2 separate regions of the Homo sapiens genome follow, and region 2 is linked to region 1. A link is a contact called in ENCODE POLR2A ChIA-PET data. All regions are on one chromosome and are shown on one strand. Each heading gives the region's core, a stretch centred on a gene start or an enhancer-like site at or near the end of the contact. The rest is flanking DNA. Distances are from core to core; before and after follow the strand shown. Region 1 overlaps LOC105371767 (a long non-coding RNA gene). Region 2 holds the start of CDK12 (cyclin dependent kinase 12).

What was found. ChIA-PET counts read pairs that join two places held with the same protein, here RNA polymerase II (POLR2A).
Region 2: POLR2A ChIA-PET joins it to region 1 with 12 read pairs in activated naive CD4-positive, alpha-beta T cell. The contact joins the promoter of CDK12 here to the enhancer-like site in region 1. POLR2A ChIA-PET finds 5 or more read pairs at or near these places in 3 of 52 experiments (A549, OCI-LY7 and activated naive CD4-positive, alpha-beta T cell).

What each region holds. Positions count from the first base shown.
Region 1 is chr17:39,016,956-39,020,048 of GRCh38, reverse strand. All of the region lies in intron 1 of LOC105371767 (a long non-coding RNA gene), which reads left to right. Among named protein-coding and RNA genes, the nearest start is that of LINC02079, 8.6 kb to the left of the region's middle. Within about 2 kb of position 1,333, at least 2 of the 41 ENCODE cell types and tissues checked have a DNase peak (open chromatin) inside an H3K27ac peak, as active enhancers do.
Region 2 is chr17:39,459,839-39,463,168 of GRCh38, reverse strand. It overlaps CDK12 (cyclin dependent kinase 12), which reads right to left and starts at 1,683. Exons shown (of 14, transcript NM_016507.4): 1 at 52-1,683. The coding sequence starts at 1,097. RefSeq lists enhancers at 902-1,031, 57-1,256, 1,422-1,481, 1,572-1,621, 982-1,906.

The DNA.
Region 1 (3,093 bases), core at 84-2,583:
CAGCTCACTGCAACCTCTGCCTCCTGGGTTCAAGCAATTCTCCTGCCACGGCCTCCCAAGTAGTTGGGATTACAGGCACTCACCACCACGCCCAGCTAATTTTTGTATTTTTAGTAGAGACGGGGTTTCACCATGTTAGCCAGGATGGTCTTGATTTCCTGACCTCGTGATCTGCCTGCCTCGGCCTCCCAAAGTGCTGGGATTACAGGCGTGAGCCACCGCGCCCACCCAAGAGGAAGCACCATCTATGTCAGCAATAGCCTTACAGAATGAACTTCTGAAATAATAAGATTTGAAAGTGGAAATTACACCTTGATCCATGGGCTGTAGAACAGATGTTGTGTTAGCAGGCATGAAAACAACATTGATCTCCTTGTACATTTCCGTCAGAGCTCTTGGATGACCAAGTGCATTGTCAATGAGCAGTAATATTTTTTAAAGAATCTTTTTTTCTAAGCAGTAGGTCTCAACAGTAAACTTAAAATATTTGCTAAGCCATGCTATAAATATGTGCTGACATCCAGGCTTTGTTGTTCCATTTATAGAACACAGGCAGAGTAAATTTAGCATGATTATTAAGGGCCCTAGGATTTCTAGAAAGGTAAAAGACTATAAAGTCACCAGCTGCATTTGCCCCTATCAAGAGGGTCAGCCTATCCCTTGAAGCCAGGCATTGACTTCTCTCTAGTTATGAAAGTCCTAGCTGGCATCTTCTTCCAATAGAAGGTTGTTTCATCCACATTGAAAATCTGTTGTTGAGCGTAGCCACCTTCATCAGTGATCTGAGCTAGATCTCTCGACAACTTGCTGCAGCTTCTCCATCAGCACTTGCTGCTTCACCTTACACCTTTATGTTACAGAGACAGCTTCATTCCTTCAGCCAACCTCTGCGAGCTTCAAACTTTTCTTCTGAAGCTTCATCACCCCTCTCAGCCTTCATAGAATTCAAGAGAGTTGTGACCTTGCTCTGGATTAACTCTTCATCCAAATTAACTCTTCATCCTCAGCACCCAAATATATGACTCATAGGCAGTTCCACTGCATAAACAAACAACACAAAATGAGGAAATGGGGAGCAAAGTGCCAGACACTGCAAGTGTTTCTGGAATAAATTCCTTCCTGGCCTGGTCTTTGCAATCCAGATTGTCAGTTTCTGGGGAAAATAACTTTCTGTCATATAAACATCGGAGGAGCAAGGAGCGTAGGAGGCCTGGGACCATGGCTCAGGGTGGATTAGAATCAAGCACCAAAAAGCTTAAAGGAATTTCCGCTTTCCTTTGTTTATGGTGATTTACCAAAAGGCCTTTTGAGGAAGTAGTTCTGCCTTTGAGACCTTAGAGAAGCAGACAAGCTCCTGCAGGTTTCCTTCAAGCTTTCTCTCAGTTCTCCTCCTTGGGTCTGATTATTAAAAGACATAACCACCTCTGTGGTTTCTGTTACTTCCATCTTGGTTTCTTCTTTTCAAGCAACTGTGTGGATTTGACACCCAGCAATTACAAGAACCTGGATGAATGCAGGTCTCTTGCACCAGTTGTATTTCCTGCACTCTAGTAAAACAAAGCTCCTCGTCAGTCTGGCATAGCTGATACTCCCACTCCCGCCTCCACCCCTGCTCATCATAAAAGGATCCCTTGGATAGGACTTTACAGCTTTCAAGGCACTTTCACACGTTCAAGTCTTAAAGGCAGGGCAAGCAGAGCGCATGCAGAGATGGGGCCGTCCCGGCACCCGCTGCGGTCTCTCCCCCTGCCCAAGCCCAAGCATGATGCTGAGCTCAGTGCAAGTTTAATGATACTTTAGATTGATGGATCCCCTTAGTTTTCTAAACACTTTCTCAGAATATCTCATCTGATCATCATATTAAAATACAAAAAATTAGGCTGGCCGTGGTAGCTCACGCCTGAAATCCCAGCACTTTGGGAGGCTGAGGTGGGTGTATCACCTGAGGTCAGGAGTTCGAGAGCAGTCTGGCCAACATGGTGAAACCCCGTCTCTAGTAAAAATTAAAAAAAATTTAGCCGGGTGTGTTGGTGGGTGCCTGTAATCCCAGCTACTCGGGAGGCTGAGGCAGGAGAATCGCTTGAACCCTGGAGGCAGAGGTTGCAGTGAGCCGAGATCACGCCATTGCACTCCAGCTTGGGCAACAAGAGTGAAATTCCGTCTCGGAAAAAAAATAATAATAATAAATACAAAAAATGAGCTGGGCATGGTGGTACAAAAGTAATGCAGTTTTGCTATTGCTTTTAATGGCAAAAACCACAATTACTTTTGCACCATCCTACTAGTTCTTTGAGGTTGGCAAGGGGGGAATTCGCATCCCATTTCAGGGATGAAGGAAACTGAATCTCAGAGCCCTGAATGATTTTCCAAGGCCCCCCTGCAATGTAACCCTTCTGAGAAGATCTCATCAGAACTTCAACTCTGCCCACCACCAATAAGAGAACAATAAGAGCTAACATTTACTGAATGGCTCGCCTGGTGCAGGCGGTGCTTAGCGCCTCATATGTGCTCCACATCAGCAGGTAGAAAGGAAGTGGTTATCTTTAACCATTGTTGGATTCCCAAGGATGTCAGTCCAAACACGCTTCTTGGGCACTTATCCTGGGCCCAGGAAAGCAGTTCTGAAAATACAGAAAACAAGAACTAGTCGCACTTACAGTGCTTACTGTGGAGTCAGTGAGGCAAGATGAAATCACAAGAGGCTGGCGCAGTGGCTCACGCCTGTAATCCCAGCCCTTTGGGAGACCGAGGTGGGTGGATCACCTGAGGTCAGGAGTTCAAGACCAGCCGGACCAACATGGTGAAACCCCATCTCTACTAAAAATACAAAAATTAGCTAGGCATGGTTGTGGGCCCCTGTAATCCCAGCTACTTGGGAGGCTGAGGCACAAGAATCACTTGAACCCAGGCAGCAGAGGTTGCAGTGAGCCGAGATCACACCAGTGCACTCCAGCCTGGGCAACAGAGTGACACTCTGTCTCAAATAAAAAAAAAAAGAAAAGAAAAGAAAAAAAGAAATCACATGAAAGCAATGAGCCACGTGAACCTAATCCATGGGTAAGCAGGATGTGGTGTCATGATGTAGATTAGGTA
Region 2 (3,330 bases), core at 434-2,933, 440 kb before region 1:
TTCCTCGCAACCCACCCTAAATGAGGAAGGACTGTTAGACAAATAGCTCACCTGGGGAGTGGACTCCGACTCAGAGACCGCTTGCTCAGGAAAGGGCTGCTGGACCGCCTTCGACCATAGGGACTGGGCGATCGCCCGCTGTAAGAGCCACTTCTTTCGTAGCTGGACGACCGTCTCCTGCTATAGGGACTGACAGATCTCTGTCGCCTACTGTAGGGGCTCGGTGACCGGGTGCTGGACTGGTAGGCCGAAGGCTCCTTGTAAGGGGGACTGACCGACTGCCTTCTCGAGGTACTTCCAGGACTTTTCTTGTAGGAGTCATAATTGCTCGAGGTATGAGATCGTGAGGGACTAAGGTCATAATCTTGGCCATAAGAAGCTCCCGAGGGGCTATCATCTTGTTTGGAGCTGTCAGACCACTTCCTGTGGGGGCTCCTGGATCTCCGTTTTGGGCTGTCCACTGTTTTGTAACTTTTGGGTGTTTCCCTTTTTCGATGACTTTTACTCCGGTCTTTGTGCCCAGACTTCAGCTCCCGTTCTTTCCTGGTCTTCTCCTTGTGGAGCTTGGATGACCTGGATTCCTTGCTGCTGCTTTTGGCTACCTGCGCCTTCCCATAGTCATCAGTCTCCTCATTCGAACGCTTTGAACTTCCCGATATCCGGTCCTTCATCGATCCCGACTTGCTGGAGACTTCTTGGCTTTTTTCTTTTTCGGTCTGTTTAGCTTTTAGTAAGTCCCGGGAACGCCTGTGCTGGTGGTGACGATGTTTGTGCAGGCGGTCGCTCCGATCTGATCCACGACGTTCGTCGTTCTCCCTTCGGTCTAGTTTGAAGGCCATGTCATCGGAGAAGGTGTCGGAATCAGAGCTGATATCATCATACTCCACCAAAGGTTTGATAACTGTGCCCAGGGATGCTGCTTCGGGGGTCACCAACCCCATGTCTTTGGAGTGTTTGGACTTATGCCGCTTGTGCTTCGATACCAAGCGGTGACGCTCTCTGCTGTTAGAGCTGCCGCCTCCCGATGACGGCTGCAAAGTTCCAGAAGCTCCTCCACTCCCGTCCTTCTTGCCCCCATGTCTCTCTGAATTGGGCATTCCCTTTCCCCTGACCTGAAGAAGGGAAAAAAGTTCCCCAGCACTCCAAAAAGCAACCCCCACCCACCCCCCCAACCCCAACTCCACGCCCACCAAAGCGCCCCGGGAAGGGGGTGGGGAGGGCAGGGACGGTAGCCCAGGCTCCTCCTCCCTCCCGACGCCTCAGCACCCTTCTACATGAGGTGGGGGGTGAAGGAGCGAGGGAAGAAATGAGAGTTCCTCGGCAGTGGAGTTGCGAGACAACGGGGAGCTGCTCAAGTCTGTTTCCTCTTCTCCCTCCGCCGAGCCAGTCCTCAGGCCCGGGCGCCGGGGAGGTCCAGGAAGTGAGAAGCCGACGGCCCGGGGCTGTGGAGCCGACTCCAGCTCTGGGGCCCTGCGAGGACTACGCGGGCCCTTCCCCTACCCGGTAGCCCGGTTCAGGACGGCTTCCTGTCGCCGGGGTGCCGCGGCCTAGGTGCCTCACGCCCCCTTTGTCCCTCGCTCCTGAGGTAGCCCCCTTTCTTGCCTCCGTTTCACCTCCACACCACACACACTCTCTCCCTCACACAGACCCAGTCACACACTAGATTAAACCGAAACGGCACTTGGGGAAGGGGGGAGGGGCAATCCCAGAAATCGTCGCGAGAGTCCAGTAGCCTCTCGCGATGTTTCGTGCTTCGCTTTCACCTCATTCCCCTGCTTATCAAACAACGCGAGATCAGGTCCCAAACTAGAAACGCGTTTCACCTGAGTCTCGCGATGAGCTCCCGGAGCTCCCCGTTTGAGCAAAGCTTTATTGAAACGGAACAAACCGAGTTTTTTTTTTTTAACCAAAACTTTATCGGTAACTGATTAAACAAACACTCCCAGGCTCCGTGACAAAATAATTTCAACATCCTTTTTAACAAATCTTTTAACTACCAGGATGACTTTTTTTTGTTTGTTTTTTGTTTTCCTTTGAGACGGAGTCTCGCTCTGTAGCCCATCCTGGAGTGTTAGTGGCGCGATCTCGGCTCACTGCAACCTCCACCTCCTGGGTTCAAGCGATTCTCCTGCCTCAGCCTCCCGAGTAGCTGGGATTACAGGCGCCCGCCACCACGCCCGGCTAACTTTTTTGTTTTTAGTAGAGACAGGGTTTCACCATGTTGGCCAGGCTGGTCTCGACCTCCTGACCTCAAGTGATCCTCCCGCCTCGGCCTCCCAAAGTGCTAGGATTACAGGCGTGAACCGCCGCGCCGGGCCATTTTTTTGTTTGTTTGAGACAAGTTCTCTCTCTTTTGCCCAGACTGGAGTGCAGTGGCACGATCTCGGCTCACTGCAGCCTCCACCTCCTGGGCTCAAGCAATCCTCCCACCTCATCCTGCCGAGTACTTGGAACTATAGAGTCGCGCCACCACGCCGTGCTAATTTGTTTCTATTATTCGTAGTGATGGGGTTTCGCCATGTTGCCCAGGCTAGTCTCGAACTCCTAGACTCAAGCAATCCGCGATCCTTGGTCTTGAACTCCTAGAATGAAGCAATCTGCCCGTCTGGTCCTCCCAAAGTGGCGGGATTACAGGCTTGAGCCACCGCGCCCGGTTGAGATTATTTTTTACAGAGCAAAAGACAAATGTCGGGACATTTCAACCCAAGTCCCTGAGTGTTTTAACAGTGCTTCCCACATATAGGGTGTGTGCTACCTGCCAAGAATTTTACATACATTATCTCTAATTTTCACAATTATCCTGCAAAACACGAGATTTTCATCCCTGTTTTATAGAAAAGGAATCCCAGCCTCAGGGAAGTTGAATAATTTGGTCCAACAAGTGCCACAGTCAACATTCAAATTCATGTCTTTCTGAGACTAAAACACAAGCTCTTCCATCCTATGGTGTTGTCTCCTTACCAATCTTTGCTTCAAATCTCAGAACCTAAAAGCTCATCCCATCTTGAGATCCTCCCATGGCCGTTATTGGATAATTTAGCCTTTCATCCTCATACAAAAGATTATAATATGAACAAGAAAAGCATAGTATTAATTAACAAGAAAATAACACTATCTTACACTGGCCCCTCATTTATTACTTTTTAAAAAACTTTCGCCTACCTTAAGTCATTCCATCTTCACAACAGTCCTCTGAAATAGGTTGTATAAGTGAGAAAACTAAGGCATGGAGAAATGAAGGGGCTTGTCCAAAACGGAGAAGTTCAGCTGGTAAATTCAGGACCAGAAAACATTCTGAATTAAGGTAGTCTCAATTCTCAAAAATCACTC